Linked DNA regions of Homo sapiens: all the other regions are linked to region 1. Evidence: chromatin loops called from intact Hi-C (ENCODE). Cell type or tissue: PC-9. All regions are shown on one strand.

Evidence for each region. A loop is a pair of places that touch in the nucleus more often than their neighbours do. Peaks named below come from ENCODE experiments on the same cell type or tissue, not always from the same donor. Only the 100,000 strongest peaks of a DNase experiment are listed, where the experiment ranks them.
Region 2: a loop joins it to region 1, with 18 times the contacts of the local background. A loop is called at or near these places in 2 of 110 quality-filtered maps.
Region 3: a loop joins it to region 1, with 10 times the contacts of the local background. A loop is called at or near these places in 4 of 110 quality-filtered maps.
Region 4: a loop joins it to region 1, with 10 times the contacts of the local background. A loop is called at or near these places in 5 of 110 quality-filtered maps.

The regions. Positions count from the first base shown.
Region 1 is chr3:72,625,558-72,630,557 of GRCh38, forward strand. All of the region lies in intron 8 of LOC105377161 (a long non-coding RNA gene), which reads right to left. Among named protein-coding and RNA genes, the nearest start is that of RYBP, 180 kb to the left of the region's middle. In PC-9, no CTCF peak of the experiment used is centred here; DNase peaks (open chromatin) are centred at 214, 564, 2,714 and 3,924; H3K27ac peaks cover 4,624 bases.
Region 2 is chr3:72,336,858-72,341,857 of GRCh38, forward strand. No RefSeq gene overlaps it. Among named protein-coding and RNA genes, the nearest start is that of RYBP, 110 kb to the right of the region's middle. RefSeq lists a silencer at 2,544-2,653. In PC-9, no CTCF peak of the experiment used is centred here; DNase peaks (open chromatin) are centred at 2,114 and 2,474; H3K27ac peaks cover 1,836 bases.
Region 3 is chr3:72,479,954-72,484,953 of GRCh38, forward strand. No RefSeq gene overlaps it. Among named protein-coding and RNA genes, the nearest start is that of RYBP, 36 kb to the left of the region's middle. RefSeq lists an enhancer at 2,556-3,056. In PC-9, no CTCF peak of the experiment used is centred here; DNase peaks (open chromatin) are centred at 3,088 and 4,928; H3K4me3 peaks cover 849 bases; H3K27ac peaks cover 908 bases.
Region 4 is chr3:72,456,700-72,461,699 of GRCh38, forward strand. It overlaps LOC105377160 (a long non-coding RNA gene), which reads left to right and starts at 1,922. Exons shown (of 3, transcript XR_940961.3): 1 at 1,922-2,211; 2 at 2,314-2,426. In PC-9, no CTCF peak of the experiment used is centred here; a DNase peak (open chromatin) is centred at 1,882.

The sequences.
Region 1 (5,000 bases):
GTTACAGGAGGTTGGTCATTACTGATGGCCAAGCACTGGCCATTAGTAACAAGGAGGCCTTGGCGAAAGTCTAGCATAGGATGAGAAACTTGGAGGCCGAAGGTTAAGTTGCCAAACCCGGGTGGTGCACTGAAACGTAGCCTAAGTGAATCAGGAAAGCCCCGACCTCTGAGTAATCCACATTAGGCAAGAGCACTCCTGAAAAGCTGTATGCGAATCCAATGCTGGTCAAGGGAGACATGGTGTACAGTCATGCATCGCTTCGTGAAAAGGCTATGCTCTGAGAAATGCATCATTGGGCAATTTCATCATTGTGCAAGCATTTCAGAGTGCACTTACACAAACCTAGGTGGGAGAGCCTCCTACACACCTAGGCTAGATGGTGTAGCCTGTTGCTCCTAGGCTACCAACCTGTACAGCACGTAACTGTCCTGAACGCTGCAGGCAATTGTAATACTGTGGTAAGTATTTGTGCATCTAAACACAGAAAAGGTACGGTAAAGACACTGTGTAAAAGATAAGAAATGATACACCTGTATAGGGGACTTACCATGAACGGAGCTTGCAGGACTGGAGGTTGCTCTGGGTGAGTCATTGAGTGAGTGGTGAGTGAATGCGAGGGCCTACGACATTACTGTACCCTACAGTAGACTTTATAGACACTGTACACTTAGGCTATACCAAATTTATTTTAAAATACACTTTTCTTTCTTCAATAATTAACCTTAGCTTACTGTAACTTTTTAATGTCATAAACTTTCTAATTTTTTTAAAGCTTTTTGACTCTTTTATAATAAGACTTCAAACACAAACACAGGCCGGGCGTGGTGGCTCACGCCTGTAATCCCAGCACTTTGGGAGGCTGAGGCGGGCAATCACTTGAGCCCAGGAGTTCAAGACCAGCCTGGCCAACATGGCAAAACCTCGTCTCTATTAAAAAATACAAAAATTAGCTGGGTGTGTTGGCGCACACCTGTAGTCCCAGCTACTTGGGAGGCTGAGGCACGAGAATTGCTTGAACCCAGGAGGTGGAGGCAGAGGCTACAGTGAGCAGAGATTGTGCCACTACACTCCAGCCTGGGTGACAGAGTGAGACTCTGTCTCAAAAAACAAAACACAAACACAAACACATTTTTCAACTGTACAAAAATATTTTCTTTCTTTGTATTCTTATTCTATAAGCCTTTTTCTATTTAAAAATTATTTTTTTTTAAACTCTTTAAACAGTTTTTGAGAGGGTGAGGTAGGAGGATCACTTGAGGCCAGGAGTTCAAGATGAGCCTGGGCAACATAGCAAGACCCCACTCCCTGCAAAAGGAAAAAGAGCCAGGCATGGTGGCTCATGCCTGTAATCCCAGCATTTTGAGAAGCCAAGGTGAGAGGATCGCTTGCAGCCAGGAGTTTGAAACCAACTTGTACAATATAGTGAGACCTTGGTCTCTATAAAAAAAAAAATAAAAATTAGCTGGGCATGGTGGCTCCAGTATGTCATTCTAGATACTGGGAAGACTGAGGTGGGAGGATCACTTGGGGCCAGAAGTCTGAGGCTGCAGTGGGCCATGATTGCTGCCCTGCCCTCTACCCTGGGTGACAGAGCAAGACCTTGTCTCAAAAAGACAAACAAACAAAAAACTAAAACCAACCAAACAGACAAAAAAACAAAGACACAAACATACATGTTAGCCTAGGCCTGCACAGGGTCAGGACCATCAAGATGTCACTAGGTGATAGAAATTTTTCAGCTCTATTATAATCTTAGGAGACCACCATCGTATATGCAGTCTATCATTGACTGAAAAGTCGTTGTGTGGCACGTGACTGTATACTCAAAAACAGTAGATAGCTGCATTGGTTTGGGTTTCCTGAGAAGCAGCCCTTGAGACCAGGATCTCAGTGCAGGTGGTTTATTTGGGAGGTGAAACAGAAATGAGTAAGGAAGTGGAGAAATGAGACAGGCAAGAGCAGGCAGTTAATAAAGAGTGAGAAGAGTGAGTTACCACCCCACTACCACTGCCAGCAACTGGGGCTTCATCTCACGGGGATTTTTGCAGGGGCAGGGAGCCTGTAAAGACCCCTAAATTCCTAAACACAGGGAATTCTGTAAACAAATGATAGGATATGCTCTCAACAGAAAATGATGAAAAAACAAAAATAGATAATTTAATAAAAATTATTTATAAGCAATTTTTCACTGTAAACAAAACTTTTACTTATCTGTTCTTCCTCAGATTTCTCCATAGTGAGCACCCACAGATGACTTGTTTGATAAAAATGATAGACATTCCAAAAAACAAAACCAAAAAAGTACAACTCTAAAATATTTTAGGAGAATTTGCTAGGTAAAAAAAATGCTAAGGCAAATCCTGAAAAACAATGCTCCCCTCCAATAAGGGCCTCTTGGTTCCCTAGCTTGTCTTTGATATGAAAATGCAATTTTAAAAGAGGGGTGGAATATTTCCACATAGACAGCTGGCTGAGAGCCAGATGCACCTCTGCCTGATACCAAAGGAAGCCAGGTGTTTGCTGATGCCTGTGGAATCCAGGCACACACCCCCTGGCCACATCTTGTCATCCCAAGATGAGGCACTGCTCCTCAGTGCACCCCAGTCTGCGTGCAGCATCTGAAAAGTCAGGCTGGGGCCATTTGGCCCTGCCCTTCCCATCAGGCCCGCGGCCTTAGCAAGCTGGAGCCTGTTTGCCTAGACCTAGTGGAGTGGAGGCCTCTGCTGAGAGATCTGGAAGATCCTGTTGGGCAGGACCAACTTGATGGATGACCTGCTCATTGCCAAAGGAAGGCGGGGTGAGGGTGCAGATTCTCCTCCCCGAGACACCAAAACGTGCCCCAGGGGACCTTAGAAAATAACTGCTCTTCTCTCATACAGGGGCACAGAGTTGCTTCCTGTCAGATGGCAAATGGTAATCATGGTGGCTTTAAATATTCCCGCACAGCCTGGGGTGCCTGAAAGCATTTCAGAATCATGATGGGCAAAGCTGGAGGATACATTTTCCTTTCTTGTGCACCAGGTACGAAGACTCTCAGCTCCAGGCACAGCAGGAAAGTATGCCAAGTGCCTCTTGGCACTTCTCCTGGAAGCGTAAGGGGTCCCCTCCTTCATTCAGGCACCAACCTCCTTGCTCCCCACCCGCTAACTCTGCTATGGCCAGCCCAAACTTATCTTCTCTCCTGTTCACCCATACATCATCTTCCCTTCCTCTGAAAAACATTCCATCAAAGTTCACATTGCTCATTGCCTAGGGTTCAGCTTAATATTCATGGAGAAAATGATCTAATCAAACTACGTATTAACGAATAAGAACACCTTAATGTACTCAGCCAAAGGTATGAATCTCAAACAGCTGAATTTTACCATTTGGTGGCAGGCCAGTGAGCAGAGGCTTGTTTTGCTGAATGCCTTCCTAAAAAAAATCCCAAACCAGAACACCTAGCAACTGGAAATTGGCACTGCCCACCATAATTTCATAGGGAATATAATCTGTTAGAATGTTAAGGGAACTTGAAGACTACATCATAAAAATAGTAAACATGATTTGAGTAATTTTTATGCTGTACAAATTATCTTTTTTTAATCCATGCAATAGATATTCTCACCCCATTTTATAGATGCAGAAGCTGTGGCTTAGAGAGGTTAAGTAACCTTCCTATGACCACACTGCAACGGAGGAAGTTGAGATCTGAACCCTGAAAGCCTGGCTTTAGTTTGAACTCTTCTATGCATTACTGTCTTCCACTTCTTTTTGCAGCCTAGAACACTGAGATTGTATGAGGATTGGAGATACAGAGACTGATGAGTGAATGAGCAAGGCCAGAATCTTCCTACTTCTTGGCACTAGTTCTCTTTTATCAGAAAACAGGAAGTGCAATTCTATGAGTCACAGAGGTCAGAAGCAGGTAGGGAGAGCCTGACAATTACTTCTAACTAATTGGTATTCAATGTCTTTTAACCATGGCAACCTTTGTTCAAGTGAGATCTTACTTGGAAGTCCAATATATTCTGCAGATAAAAGTGAGTTCCTCGGGTTAAAGGTGCGAGAGGATAGCCCAAACTTTAATCTTGAACCTACAGTGGCCCCTGTGGCTTTTCCATGGAAGCCCTAGGCCTTGAGAAGCAGATCTGGAAAATCACTCCTTGTTGTTGATTGCAAAAATTGCCAAAATGCATTGCAGCTTCTCCCATCAAGAGGCAGAGCTATTTTCTCTACTCCCAGAACTGGGGTGGGCCTTGTGACTTGCTTTGACAGAATGCAGCAAAAGTGACATGGCGCCAGTTCTCAGTTGACGCCTCAAGAGACTTCATGCTCTTCTGTGCTTGCTCTTGGAACCCTTCCACCACCAAGTGAGCAAGCCCAGGTTGGCCTGCTGGACGGTGACAACCTCAGTCATCTCAGCCCAGCTCTCATTGTGCGAGAGCAGGATGGCCTGCTGGATGGCGACAGCCCCAGTCATCTCAGCTGAGACCGTCGCAAGCCAACCTGGCAGCTGATCATGCCCATCTGAGACCAGACCAGCCCAGTACAGACCCAAAGGACTGCCTGGCTGAGGCTGGCCAAATTGCTGACCTACACAATTGTGAGCTAAAGGTGAGTAAATGATGTTTTAAGCTATCAAGTTTTGGAGTCATTTGCTTTGCAGCAATAACTAATGGATATAGTTCCCTAATAGAAGAATCTCAAAATGACACCAAGGTCTTCCCCTCCGGTCTCCAAATGTGGAGGAATGGCACAGCAAGGAGTCCCTCCCCAGACATCCCCTATCCCCAATCCTAACCCAAGGCCCCCAAATCCACCTCTGCCTTAGGATGTAATGGGCAAAGGAGAGGCATCCCCAGCTGCCCTTATTCCAAACAGAATGACAATCACAGAGGGGAAATGAAAGACTCCTTTACATGATCCTACAAGAGCCAAACTTCCATCTAAAGAATTCAGTTGGAAATCCACTTGTGTGCAGCTGTTTCCTGCAAGTGCTTCAAGGCTTGTGGCAT
Region 2 (5,000 bases), 290 kb before region 1:
GGACTCCTGCCAGTGTTCACCCAGGTAACGGAATTGCCTGGGGAGCCCTGCTTGACTCCAGGGAAGCCGGCGGGGGGGGCCCCCAGGCAGAGAAATGAAGTGAGCAAGACACCTCCCGTCCCCAGCCTTCCCCCGCTCATCCCTCTCCTCCAGAGGAGCTGGAAGGAGGAGTTCCTGCAGAAAGAGTCCACACCCAGGAGGACACTGTGCTCGGGCTTATGCCAGGAGGCCGCCCCCTACCCCAGCAAGGGCGGCGACAGGAGGCGGAAACCCTGGGAGCAGAGGGGGAGGGGCCGGCCCAAGGAGTGTCTGAGCGCCTTCTCCCAGGCTGCCTGGAACAGGATGTTCCAAAACGAGGAGGCTAGCCAAGAAGCAGGGCGTGTGTGCGTGTCTGTGTAGCGTATGTGTGTGTGTGCGTGGTGTGCATACGTGCATGTGGTATATGCATGTGTGCATGTGTGGTGTGTGTGCCCTGTGTTGTAAGTGCACGTGCACGTGGGAGGGTGTGGTGTGCGAGGGCTATGTGTGAGTGTGGTGTCTGTGTGTGACGTGTGGCATATGTGATGTATGTGGTGTGTGTGGGTGTGTATATGCATGTGGTATGTGCACATGCACACGGTGTCTGGTGTGTGGCGGGGAGTGTTTGTGTATGTGTGGTGTGTGTGTATGTGTGGTGGGTGTGGGTCTGTATGTGTGTGATGTGTGTGGGTGTGTATGTGTGTATATGTGGTGTGTGGGTGTACGTGTGTGGTGTGTGGGTATGTGTGTGGTATGTGTGGTGGTTTGTGACTGGTGTGTGTATGTGTGTGGTGGGAGTGTTTGTGATTGTGTGGTGTGTGTGTGGGGGGGAGGGACTGGCACTGTGGAACACCAGGACAGGATCTGAGTGTGGGTGGGTTAGGTTCACCTATGTAGAGCAAGGCGGAAGTGACGAGGAAGTGGAGGAGCAAGAGGAGAGGGAGGAAAAGGAAGGGGGAAGCGAGGGAGGCAAAAGGAGGAGGCCAGCGATTGCAGGGGTATCTCATACTCTCACTCTCCCCTACCTGGGGACAGCAGGGGTGTTGGAAAGGGCACTGGGGGTCCCTGCTCTGAGAAAACCCTCATGGGGCATCCAGGTGGTGGACTGGAAAACTGTCCCAAGGGTCTTCTGCCCTCTCTCCATGGCCGTCAGCCCCATGGCCTCTCTGGCTGACAAGTGGGTTCCCCTGAACTCATATGTCAACTTAATTGCCTCCCCCTGCCCCTATCCTTCCTGATGAATAGGAGTAGCTGGCTGACTGGGGACCACTTATTCTGGACATTGCTGAAGAGGGTCAAGGCATGCTTTCGGTTTGATCTAGGGTTTCTGTCAGTGATCGCTAGTGATTCATGTGATACTGTAAGAAGTCAGTCAGGGCCTTGGTGTTGACAAGGTTAGATGATTGATTGACTGACTGACTGACTGACTGACTGACTGACTGATGGTCACTGTGGGTTTCACTGTAGCTGGCTGGCTGTGATCTGGACTGACCAGGCCATGGACTGTGGGAGCTTGTGACTATGACTGGGCCAACTGCAACTGGGCTGATGGATTCAGTGGATTGAACATGACTGGTGAGGAGACAGGTTGACAAGGAGACCAACTCATTGACCACATGCATGATGGACTGACTGGCCAGTTGATGACAATGGGTTTGGTGTATGGTTGACTGGTTGGTTGTTTAATTCAAACTGACTGGATAACTAGGCAGCTTACTATGACTGACTATTGTGACTGCCTGCCTGGCTGACTGAGGGAATAACTGAGTCAGTGTGACTGGCAGGCTGATTCAGACTGACTGGATGTCTGGATGACTATGATCTCCTAACTGATAGCCGTCAGTGATGATCTTGACTGACTGACTAGCCGGCTCTGGGATTGGCTGTCTCTTCCAGACTGACTTGGTAACCGTGGGTCTGACTGTGACCCCTGCGTCTTGACTGACCGCCTTGATTGCATGCCTGACATTTTGAGATCAACTGACTGGCTGGTTGCCTGGTGTTTCATTGTGGCTGTGGCACAGCCTACGGCTACCTGTGACTAACCATGAAACTGACTACACCCAACTCACAGGACAGACCGGGTGGACTGACCACCTGCCTTAGTCATGGAAAACTGACTCTGGCTGACTCAACTGCCAGAGACTGACTGAGATGAACAGGCCAGCCAAGAGACAGCTGGGTGACTCGTGGTGAGTGGCTTTGTCTGACTGGATGGCTGTGACAATGTAACTGAGTCTGGCTGTGAGACAATAACCTGTGGATTGACTGACTTGAATGTGTTGACTGGGTGGCTGAATCTGATTGGCTATGTGGGTGACTGATGACTCCTGGCTGACTGGCTAACCCTGCCTTGACTGACTGATTGATGGGCTGACAGATCGAGTTTGACCAGGCAGCAGGAGACCTGCTGACCACGGCTGTGACTCACTGTGTGAGCGGCCATGTCTGACTGTGTAACACAATCTGACCAAGAGACAATGACTAATTGACTGACCAACTGACTGAGATTGGCTGGGTGTCTGACTGACCAGCTGTGACTGCAACTCCTGATGTGAGTGGGCGTTGACTGGGTGGCCCTGACTCGTATAGGCAAGTCTGGCTGTGAGACAACAGCTAACTCCCTGACTGGCCCAGTGTGCCAACTGGCTGACTGCTTGAGGCTGGCCAACAGACCAGCTGACCGTGCCTGGGACTCACGGTGTGCGTGGCCATGCCTCACTGTGTGGCCCTGGCTGTGTCTCGGAGTCTGACTGTGAGACAAGGGCAGACTGACTGACTTTCCTGGCCAACTGCCTCCAGGTAGCCTGTCAACACAGTCCCTACCCTTCCCAAAACCATTAAAGTGCTGCAGTGGGAGCTGGCCCAGCCTGAGGGGACAGAGCAGCTTCTGTGGAGCAGCAGGGACAGGAAGAGGGAAGCAGGAGCCGCTGGAGGGAGAAGAGGAGTAGGCCCTGCCCAGGAATGGGCCACACGGAAAGTTCTCCACCTCACCCTGGCGGGGGCTGGGTCACAGGCACACGTTCTTGGAGCTGTGTTTTGGCTCTAGTCTTATAGCTCCTTTGTTTGGGGGTGAGGGGGGAGGGGAGCTGGGGGAACCTATAAACATATTGAGCCAATAACTCACCTACAGGACTCCAATTATAGGGCTGGGGGAGAGAGGATAGCTGGGTGGGGGTGGGGCGGGCCACGGGCAGCCATTTATGGGGCTTGGATTGGGGCCAAACGCTGCCCTAGAAAATCCAGGTCTTGGAATGCAGGGCTGGAGAAGTCTTAGGAAGGAGCAATGTGTCTGTCAGTCACACCTCTGTTACCGCCACCATTTTATAGCTGGGGAAACAGAGGCCCACAGCCCTCAAGAGCCCAGGGCATTTCCCACACCCGGCCCCCCCTGGGGCTGTCCCCCAGAGCCCGGGCAGGTGGTGAGCCTCAGCCCTCCCTTACTCTCCCGCAAGATGCTGGGCAGCAGAATTTGGGGGGCAGGGTCGATGACCTTGGGCAAGTTACTCCATCTCTCTGAGCCTCAGTTGCTTCATCAGTTAAACAGCTGTTTCTGATAGAAGCCACTTGGCAGAACTCGGATTGGGTGCCCAGATGCCTCTGCCACCACCTGTGTGGTCTCCAGCAGGGAGCTTTGCATTTTGCGCCTCGGTGTCCCCATTCACAAATGGGAACGGGCTCAAGAAAGGCACTTACTTCATAAGCTTGTCATGAGGAGGAAAAACACAATCCACATGAAGACTTCAGCTCGGTGCCTGGCACCTAGTAAACAACCCAGAAATGTGAACCTGCACAATGATTAATCCTCATCTCTTGGGAGGCATTAGGATTAATCAAGATCTTTGACGCGCATGTACTTGGGAAGCCATGACGTTCAGCCCCAAAGTGTTGGGAGGCACAGGGGCACAGCCTGGTAATGGTGCCACCGATGAGCCCAGCTGGGCCCTCCGCAGCCACCCTGAAATGCCACCTGCTTCCCCAAAGGATCTTACAGACCCTCTGGGAGGCACCAGCTGCTCCTGATACCACAGCCACTGGGGCCTGGTCCCCAGGGACAGGGAGGTGAAAACAGGAGGAAATTTTCTGGGGTTCCCCCAGGTAAGAGCCAAGGGCCCAGGTGTCACACATAGGCCTTGGTGGGGACAGGAGCCTCTTCCAGGAACGCCCAGAGTCTCAGGCCCTCCAGAAGCTGAAGAAAAAGCCAGACTCTTCTCTGAAGCTGAGAAGAGTAAGGGCAGCCAGAAAGGCAGAATTTCCCCAGGAGGCTGAGAACCTGGGTGTGGGCCCAGGAAAATCCCTCCCACGGTAACACTGCTGTCCTGTTCTCAGAGGGCTGCTGGGGAGGTGAGCTCATTTGACCTTCACAGCCACTTATAACTGTAAATTACAACACGCCAGGTAATAAAGCATCCCCAAGGTCATAGCCAAGGAACTTCAGGGCCACCTCCTGATGCATTCCTTCCTCATTCATTCCTTCAGCAAGTTTTTATGAGCATTTCTTCTGTTGAACCAGGCAGAAACAACAGTGATGAGGGCCCGGTCTCTGGCTCTAGAGGTGTGTAGTCGGGAGGACAGCACAGCAGAGGCTTAAGACCTCAGATTCAGGAGCCAGGCAGACCCACTCTTGAATCCCAGCTCACATGTTTACTAGATCTGCAACCATGGGCCAGTGGCTTTTCTCCTCCGAGCCTCAATTTTCCTATCTGTAAAATGGGAATAGTTATGGCACCAATCTTACTGGGTCATGGTGAGGATTTAACAAAATATTCAATAAATGCTTAGAAAATATGTTCCAGGGAGCTGTGAGTGTGTCCCTTCTGCCCCATAATTCCTTCCTCATCTGTAAAGTGGGCATACGGCCCTACCCTACGGGGTCACTGTGAAGAATGAATGAGCACTTAGCACTGTTGCTACCACCTCACACAGCTCTAGTGGGTGCTGTTCACACCAGGGTTGATCAGTCATGGCCTGTGCAGCTCTTC
Region 3 (5,000 bases), 150 kb before region 1:
ATATGGTTTGGCTCTGTGTCACCACCTAAATCTCATCTCGAATTGTAATTGTTGAGGGAGGGATCTGGTGGGAAGGGATTGGATCATGGGGGTGATTTCCCCCATGCTGTTCTCATGATAGTGAGTGAATTCTCATGAGATCTGATGGTTTAAAAGCATTTGGCAATTCCCCCCTCTCTCTCTTTCTCCTGCTGCCATGTAAGACTTGCCTTGCTTCCCCTTTACCTTCTGCCATGATTGTAAGTTTCCTGAGGCCTCCCTACCCATGTGGAACTGAGACAATTAAACCTCTTTTCTTTATAAATTACCCAGTCTCAGGCAGTTCTTTATAGCAGTGTGAAAACTGACTAATACAAATACGTTGTGACTCTGCCTTATATTCTCTTGGGTTATTCATTCTAGAGGAAGCCAGCTGCCATGTCATGAGGACACTCCAGTGGCCCTATGGAGGGGTCCTGCAAGTAAGGACCAGAGGCCTCCCTGTCAACCTGCCAGCAGGTGTGAGCCATCTTGGAAGCAGATTCTCCAGCCCAGATCTTCAGATGACCACAGGCCCAGGTGACCTCCTGACTGCAACCCCAAGCCACAACCATGCAATGAGCCACTCCCTCTTTCCTGCCTACCATAAACTGTGTGAGAGAATAAACTGTGAGTGTATTGTCACTTTGGGCTATTTAACTGAGCAGAAATCTGTTATGCTGCAATAGATAATCAACCCTTCAGCTTTGGAGCCATCTAGGAAGGTTTAGGGACCAGCATGGCTTTGGGAGGAGCAATTCATTCCAAGCCAATTTAATTTCCTCTCATGATGAAGTGACCTGGCATGCGGATAAGGGAGCAATAAGTGTATCTCCTCGCCTCTGGAGGGCTTTTAATTCAATACCACATGCCACTCTCATCAACATGCAGGGAGGCAGGGTCTGGGCAGTGGTTCATTGATTTGGCCCTAGGAGAATACACGTAGGAGCTCATCCAGGACTTGAGGGAGGGGAAGGAATATGGATATTTCTGTGATCTGAATGTGTCCCCCAAAATTCATGTGTTGGAAACTTGATCCTTAATGCAATAGTGTTGGGAGGTGGAACCTTTGGGGAGGTGTTTAGATCAGGAGGGCTCTGCCTTCATGAATGGATCAATGCTATCACAAAAGGGCCTGATGGAGGCAGTTTGGTTCTTTTTTTGCCTTTCCTTCTGCCTTCTGCGTGGGAGGGCACAGCATTCAAGACACCATCTTAGAAGCAGAGACTGGGCCCTCACCAGACACAAAACCTGCCAGTTCCTTGATGTTGGACTTATCAGAATCCAGAACTGTGAGAAATAAATTGATAAATTACCCAATTTGTGGTATTTTGTTATAGCAGCACAAACAGACTAAGATAGATACTAATACTAATACAATACCAACATCAAAACTGCTAGCAGGCTGGGCATGGGGTTCACACCTGTAATCCCAGCACTTTGGGAGGTCAAGGCAGGCAGATCTCTTGAGGCCAGGAGTTTGAGACCAGCCTGGCCAACATGGTGAAACACTGTCTCTACTGAAAATATAGCCAGGCATGGTGGTGTGTGCCTGTAACCCTGAGTAATCTTGGGAGTCTGAGGCACAAGAATCGCTTGAACCCAGGAGGCAGAGGTTGTAGTGAGCCGAGATCCTGCCACTGCCCTCCAGCCTGGGTGATAGAGCAAGATTCTGCCTTTAAAAAAAAAAAAAATGCTGCTAGCAATGCACTTCACTAATACTCATTTTACACTGCTAATACTTGTCACCCAGAAAACCTCCCTCCTGGAGAGCCCCAGGTTCTTCAGAACTCAGTAATCACTCTTTAACAAACAAAGAAAATGGTTTCAGCCCCACTGCAGCACTCTGACACATCTTCAAAAACTCCACAGATTTCCAGAAAGACATACCTTCTCCTGGTCAGTGGGGGTTACGCCCTCGGTCACCACTGTCATCTGGTCCTTAGCCATCATCCTCTGTTCCTGAAGCTGCCATTCTCTCTCCCCATCTCTGTTACCCCTGGACCACCTCACATCTGCCATGCCTCATAGCATCATGAACACAAAGCTGGTTCCCAAAAGTGTTTGTGGATAACGGAAGGGGTATTGCAGTCCTGCATATCTGGTCAATTACAGGAACACAGCATCCTGGTTCTTGGCTGGGTGCAGCGGCTCACATCTGTAATCCCAGCACTTTGGGAGGCAGGTGGATCACTTTAGGTTAGGAGTTTGAGACCAGCCTGGCCAACACGGTGAAACCCTGTCTCTACTAAAAATACAAAAAATTAGCCGGGTGTGGTGGTGCACACCTATAATCCCAGGCACTTGGGAGGCTAAGGCAGGAGGATCACTTGAACCTGGGAGGTGGAGGTTGCAGTGAGCCAGGATGGCACTGCTGCACTCCAGCCAGGGTGACAGAGCGAGGCTCTATCTCAAAATATTTTAAAAAGTAAAAAATAAATAAAAATAAAAAAAGCAATATAGCATCCTGGTTCTTGAGTTTTCTGGACTGTCCCTACACCGGGGGCTTCTCTTGCTCTAGAGATGTCCTTGCTAATCATTGCTCTCCTGAGCTGCCTCTGTTTTTCTCTGGACCCTCTCCTCTCAATCCCTTCCTGCTTCCCATCTCTGTGGCCTTGGCTTCTTCTTAACAAGCTTGCCACCCCCAACTTCAAATTCCTGTCAATTTGTTGTAAACAAGCTACCTCTGTTTGTGTCTTGCCTTTTCCCACCAGGGAGGTATAGACATGGTTAAAGACACGGCCTCTGGCACTGGAAGGCCTCCTTTTCACTCCCAGCTAGGCATTCTTCAAATCCTTCCTATCCCTATTTTACAGCTGACAAAACTGACTTCCGGGGGATTTGGTTTTGCTCAAGGACCCAGGGTCCTTCAGGGGTAGGTAGGAAAGATCTGGGACAACTCCCAGGCCTCTTCCAGGCAGAAGGAGAAGTAGGTTGGAGAATGCTAGTTGAGGGCACCTGCAAAAGCTAAATCAAGACTGCCTGAAGCTTAGGAGGAAGGAAATGTGTGTAGATTTAGTTCCTAGAGGGCTTATAAATAGGACCATTGCTCATTTGTCCTGAAAAGTCGCTGGGCAACCTTCCCGAGGTGAGGGGTGGGGGCGGGGCCACATGCCCTCCTGAGGTCATTTCTAGCTTGATGATTCACACGGCAAAATCCCAGCGTGGGTTCAGCGCCCCTCCCCGCACCCGCCCCGTGTACTTTCATTTTGCATTATGATTTTTCACTCAAGCTGATGCGAACCCAAATTGATGTCATTTCCCTCCCAATAAGCTCTTGACCAGAAAACATCTAATTCTCCATCTAGCTGGGATTTTTTTTTTTTCACTCAGTTTCTATAAAATCATGCTGCAGTTTGCCTCGATATTTTCTTCTCTTTTAAAGATAGCATTTGTCAAGGCTTATCTTCTGGTCGTAAAACTAATATATATGCTCACTGCAAAAGAATCTGGAACACAAGAGGCCTGAAAGAAGAAAATAAAAATTATATATAGCATCACACACGTAGACAAACAGGAAAGATCATAGTATGTTTTCTTTCTGTCTTCCCCTTGTATATATATCTTTAACATAATTAGATCAAATGCTTTTTTAAAAATCTATTTAAGAGTGAGAGGGAAGAATCATAGATTCTGGCTTCAGCAGAACATGTGTTTTAATAGGTTATATTTATTGAGGGCTGAAAATGTTCTAGGCACTTTACTCAGTGTGTATTGGTGGAATGTCAGCCATTTATGTTCATTGCTTTTCAAAATCCTCACAACAGCCCCTGAGAAAGATATTACTATCATGCCCATTTTACAGGTGAGGAAGCTGAGGCTCTGAGACGTCCCAAGAACAGCTGGTTCATAAAGCAGCTGGGATTAATTTTAATTAAAGTCATCTTGCTTCCACAGGCTGGGCTCTTAAACTTTTTATTTATTTATTTATTTATTTATTTATTTATTTATTTATTTACTTTTCATAGAGACAGGGTCTCACTGTGTTGCCCAGGCTGGTCTCGAACTCCTGGGCTCAAGCAATCCCCCCAACTTGGCCTCCGAAAGTGCTGAGACTACAAGTGTGAGCCACCACACCTGGCCAGCTATTAACCTTTATAGTATGTATAGAGTTTGTCACTTCATAGGGATAAGTGCTTCAATTGGGAATGCCATGAAGGCAACACTGGCCTGCTTCTCATGTAACTAAGAATTTTTTTTTTTTTTTTTGAGACAGGGTCTCACTCTGTCGCCCAGGCTGGAGTGCAGCGGTACAATCTCGGCTCACTGTAATCTCCACTTCCCAAGTTCAAGCGATTCTCATGCCTCAGCCTCCTGAGTAGCTGGGACTACAGGCACACACCATCACACCTGGCTAATTTTTGTATTTTTTGGTAGAAACGGGGTTGCACCATGTTGGCCAGGCTGGTCTCGAACTCCTGACCTCAAGTGATTCACCCACCTCAGCCTCCCAAAGTGCTGGGATTACAGGCACGAGCCACCTCACCGAGCCTGTAACTGGGAATATTTTAATCAAAGCACAACATACTCGTGGAACAAAGATCATGCTCCATTCTGACCTTCTGCAACCCTTTGCTTTAAAGAATATATAGGGAGAAAGGAAACTGGAGGAAAAGGTCATAAGCGTACTTGCCAGTGCTACTACAAGTTTGCCCATGCCTTCCTATAAGTGTTGCTATTTTAGTGCTTGATGGACATCTAAAGTGTCCCTGGGCATGGGGGAGCTGAGAGGTGCTGGGGCTCAGCACAGATGCTGTAAAGTGACTGCTCATTCTTTCTGTGGCCATTCATTGACTACCTACCGTGTGTCTCTCAGGCACAGTGCTCAGCATGTACTCCAAATGTAATCTGTATAAAACCAGCATGCCCATGGGGTCGGCTTCAAAGTGTTGAAGTGATATCATAATGTATTAGTCATTCTCATAAAGTATGCTCATAAAGACATACCTGAGACTGGGTAATTTATAAAGGAAAGAGGTTTA
Region 4 (5,000 bases), 170 kb before region 1:
AGGCATATACCACCATGCCCAGCTACTTTTTGTATTTCTTGTAAAGACGGGATTTCACCCTGTTGCCCAGGCTGGTCTCGAGCTCCTGGGTTCAAGCAATTCACCTGCGTCAGTCTCCCAAAGAGCTGGGACTACAGGCGTAAGTCACTGCGCCTAGCCAGTTCTGCAATGTTTATTAAAGCCCCGGGCCCAGAAATTGCTTCCCCAGCAGCTTGTTCTTTTTTTATTATTATTTTATATTTGAGACAAGGGTCTATTTTTCTCAGGCTGGTCTCGAACTCCTGAGCTCAAGAGATCCTCCTTTCTTGGCCTCCCTAGTATCTGGGACTACAGGCACATACCACTGTGCTCGGCTACTGGCAGCTTGTCCTTGATACTTGAATTTCCACCCTTAGAGTCAGAGTCATAGAATGTTGAAGATGGAATGAAGAGTTAAGACCATCCATCTAGTACTGTCTTAGTTCAGAGGCAAAAACCCAGGGGCAGAGAGATCACAGAGGGCCTTCACATACATTGTTGCCTCTCACAGCTGCCTCTGTGTGAATTACCATTGACACTGGCAGGGTATGTAGTTCATCCAAGTTCATTCCTGCAACTCTCCAGGTTTTGTACCTGGACTTCAAAACCTGCTTTTCTGATTGCAGATTCTATTATGCTGCAAATGGAATCCCTAGAACTCAAATATCCTGACATTCATTAAGAGTAAGGTTAAGAAAGAGACTTACCCACAGGAACATCTAATAATGTTCGGGTCTATGTACACATTGTTATGAGCTGAACTGTGTCCCCACCCCCACTCCCAAATCAATATGTTGAAGCCCTAGTCCTGGCTACCTCAGAGTTTGACTGTATTAAAGATAGAGTCTTTAAAGAGGTGATTAAGTTAAAATAATGCCATTTGGGTGAGCCCAGTCTGACTGGTAACCCTATAAGAAGAGGAAATTTAGACACTCTACATAGAAAAATGAAGACAAATGCACACACAGAGGAAAGACCGCGTAAAGACACAGCAAGAAGGTGGCCTTCTGCAACCCAAGGAGAGAGGCCTCAGGAGAAACCAAACCTGCTGACACCTTGATCTTGGACTTCTAGGTCCTGAACTGTGAGGAAATAAATCTCTGCTGTTTAAGTAGAACAGTTTGAGTTACTTTGTTACAGCAGACCCAGCAAACTTATCCACACATCATGAGTTTGTGGGTAGCTAAAGAGAGGCTGCCCTGGCCAGGTGCAGAGGTTCACACCTGTAATCCCAGCACTTTGGAATGCCGAGGTGGGCGGATGGCTTGAGCTCAGGAGTGCAAGACCAGCCTGCCCAACATGACAAAACCCTGTCTCTACAGAAGATACAAGAATTAGCCGGGCATGGTGGTGCATGCTTGTAATCAGCTACTCAGGAGGCTGAGGTGGGAGGATCGCTTGAGCCAGGGAGGTCAAGGATGCAGTGAGCTGAGATCATGCTACTGCACTCCAACCTGGGCAACAGAGCGAGACCCTGCCAAAAAACAAAAACAAGAGAGAGGCTGCCTATGAGATAATAATAACCAACACATAGGGAGTGCTTACTCAGACAAGGTGCTAAGCACTTTAGGTGTTAACTAATGAACTAATAACTCAATGAATATTAACAATAAGCATATGAGGTAGATTATATTACAGTGCCCCTTTTATAAATTAGGAAGTTAAGAAGCAGTAAAGTTAAGTCACTTACCCTGAGTCGCACATCTGGGAAGTGACTGGGCTGAGACTTGAACCGAGGCAGCTTGGGCTCCAGAGTCCAGGCTCTGAAGGAGCTAGTTAGTCAGTTATGATCATTTCTATCTTCCAGATGCGGAAACTAAGACTTAGACACTGGTCCAACCCCACAGCCAGGGTGTGGCAGAACCAGAATTTCCAGTTCTTTGTACTTCATCACAAACCAAATCCCTGGAACTCAAGAATCCTGAAAGTTGTTAACTGAAGGAAGGAAAGGGGCCCACCCGGAGGAGGAAGGGCAAAAATCTATTTATACACAAAACAGCTTTGCAAGGGGGAGAGGCACCTGATATAAAAGTTTTGGGTCACTTGAAGCATGACAGGAAGATGGTAAAATGGAGCCAGAATCTGAGAAGGCTGGGAAGAGGGGGAAGTACCAGCTGCAGAGGTTTGAAGGGCGCCATGTCCCTCACCTCTTCAGAGCTTCTTCTCCCTGTTGCTACCGCCAAGAGAAGAGAGGTAGGGTATCTTGCCCAAGGTCACACAACTGGGAAGACAGTTGGCGGGATGCATTCAGGTCTCCTGACTCCAAGTCCATTCTCTTCTTACTTTTATTTTTAGTCTTGACAGATATTTATGAAGTACCTACTATGAGCCAGATACCACGTGCTGACAATACAAGGATCACGGACACTGCAGGCCTCACAGTCTGGAAGAAGGAGGCACATGAGCAGGTGATGGGAACAGGGAGGTGGCCGGGTGATTGGTCACTTGTCACCCTATGTTCTTTTGTCTGCCAGTATTTTCCCCTTTCTCAAGCAGACTGTTGATGCTGCCCGTCTTAGGAAATGTGGCAGAGGAGAAGCAAAAAAGGCCCGTCAATCTCTGCCTCTCGTGTTCCCTGATCCGTAATTCTAAACCCCCGAAGTCCCTGGTAGGAGAACTGAGAGTAGGTGGGGGATAGACAAATGTTTGGAAGGAGGAAGGTCAGGGGAGTGCTTCCTCCAGGCACCGGGGAAGGAGAGAAGATGAAAAGTTCATAAGGTAGAGGGGGCTGTGGGCCAGAGAGGAGGGGGAGCCTGCCTACAAATGGGGCTGTGGGAAGGTGGCCGGACCCCGGAGCAGGAGTGGCAGTGGTTGTGTGTCTATGTACAGGCCACTGTGCAGAGCCTCCAGGATCTCTAGCCTGGGTTGGGCATTGCCAAGACAACTCCTGGACTTGAAGGGGCCATGAAGGGGAAACTAGGGATATCTCTATGGCAACCTGTGATTAACACATGCCCTGAGACCAGATAGACACCCCCCTTAGCACTGAAATTGAGTCAGGATATGGGTTCAAAATAAAAATCAAGGTGACAGAGAGAGAACAATAAGGAAAGACATTTCTGGCATGTCTGAAATTCCTACCTGCTATGTTATGAGAGACACACATCAAAGTGTATGGGAGCATACTGGCCAAGCAGTATGGTTCAGGGAAACAAGTCAGGAAGGGTATCCAAGGTCAGGGAACAGCACATGTGGTGACACTAAGGAGAAGAGCCTTGTGGACTGCAAGGCAACCAGTGTGCTGGAACTTGGAGTGCATGTGGATTGGTGGATGTGAGCATCCAGAGAGGTAAGCTCTGCCTTGAAGCATCTTACGAACCATGCTGATTGGTTGGATTTTATCTTGAAGACAACGGTGGGCTATTCACTGATGATGGTTAGATTTTATCTTGAAGAAAATGATGGCCTATTCACAGACTATAATTGGGAAATTTATAGAATTTACATTGAATTTTTTTAAATGTCTTTAGGAACAATGCAGATAGTAGTAGCTTGGATCAGAGTGAGAAAGGGAACAGAAGACCAGTAAAAATAACAAATAACTAAAAAAGACACGGAGAGGGTTTCTGGGAAAAAATGAAGAGATTTCCAACAGTAAAAGCTGCTGGACTTAATTCATGATTGGACACTCTGGATAAGGCAGAGGGAGGAGTCAAGAATAATACCCAGGTTTCTGACTTGGGTGACTGAGTGGATCGTGGTGCTATTCACAGAGATAGAGTCACAGGAGGAGAGGCTGTTTAGAGGAGGAAATATTGACCTAAGTTATAGATATGATGAATACAGTGTGTTATTTGGGACGCTTGTGTCTGCAAGTAGCAACCACCACAGCAACAACAAACCCATACAAACCGTGAGGAAATGTATTATTAATATTCAACATAGTTGAAAGCTCCAGTCCCAGATGAGGTACAATCAACTTGTTCGTAAGCACACAGATTCCATCCTTTTCTTACTAGCTTCAACCTGACATTGGTTCTCCTCATGGCTGCAGACAGTTGTCACCACTCCAATATTACAAGGTGCAGCATCGAAAGGAAGAAGAGGGACCATTTTTTCATGTGTCTTCTTAGGAGGGAGAAAAACCTTTCCCAGACGTCCCCAGCAATCTTCCCCTTCGTGTCTTACTGGCAGAATTGGGTCATGAGCCCACTCCTAAAATAATCACTGGCTTTAGCCAACCATCAGGAATGAAATGGCAGTTGGGGAGTACACCACCCCACCTCTACAAGGAGGCTGTGTCACATGCAAATGGAGATAGCATGAAAACAGTTGGAAACCAGCATCAGAAGACAGATTTTGGCTGAAGATATCATAGAGGAGTTAACTACAGGAAAGGCTGAGAAGAAGCCCCAGCTGAGACAGGGGCAGAGAGGAGAAAAAGGAGCCAAACACAGAACTCTGGAGAACACCTCTATTTAAGGGAGGGGCTACTTGAGAAGGCACCATTAGAGTTTAATAGCTGAGAACTTGACTCTGGATTCAAACAGACCTAGGTTGGGATTCCCATTCCTGCTACTTATTAGCTATGCCGCCTTGGGTGAGGATCCCTTAATCACTCAGAGCCTCAGTTTTCTTATCTTTTTTTTTAAATTAAATTTAATTTAATTTTTTCTGAGATGGAGTCTCGCTCTGTCACCCAGGCTGGAGTGCAGTGACATGATCTCGGCTCACTGCAACCTCTGCCTCCCTGGTTCAAATGATTCTTGGGCCTCAGCCTCTCAAGTAGCTGTGATTACAGGCGTGTGCCACCATGCCCAGCTAATTTTTGTATTTTTAGTAGAGATGGGGTGTCACCATGTTGGCCAGGCTGGTCTGGAACTCCTGACCTCAAGTGATCTGCCCGCCTCGGCCTCCCAAAGTGCTGGGATTATAGTCATGAGCCATCACTGATGTTTTCTTATCTTTAAAATGGAACCAATAAGCCCAGGAATGCTATGAATTGTTGATACGAAGAGGCATACAAAGCCTAAACACAAAGC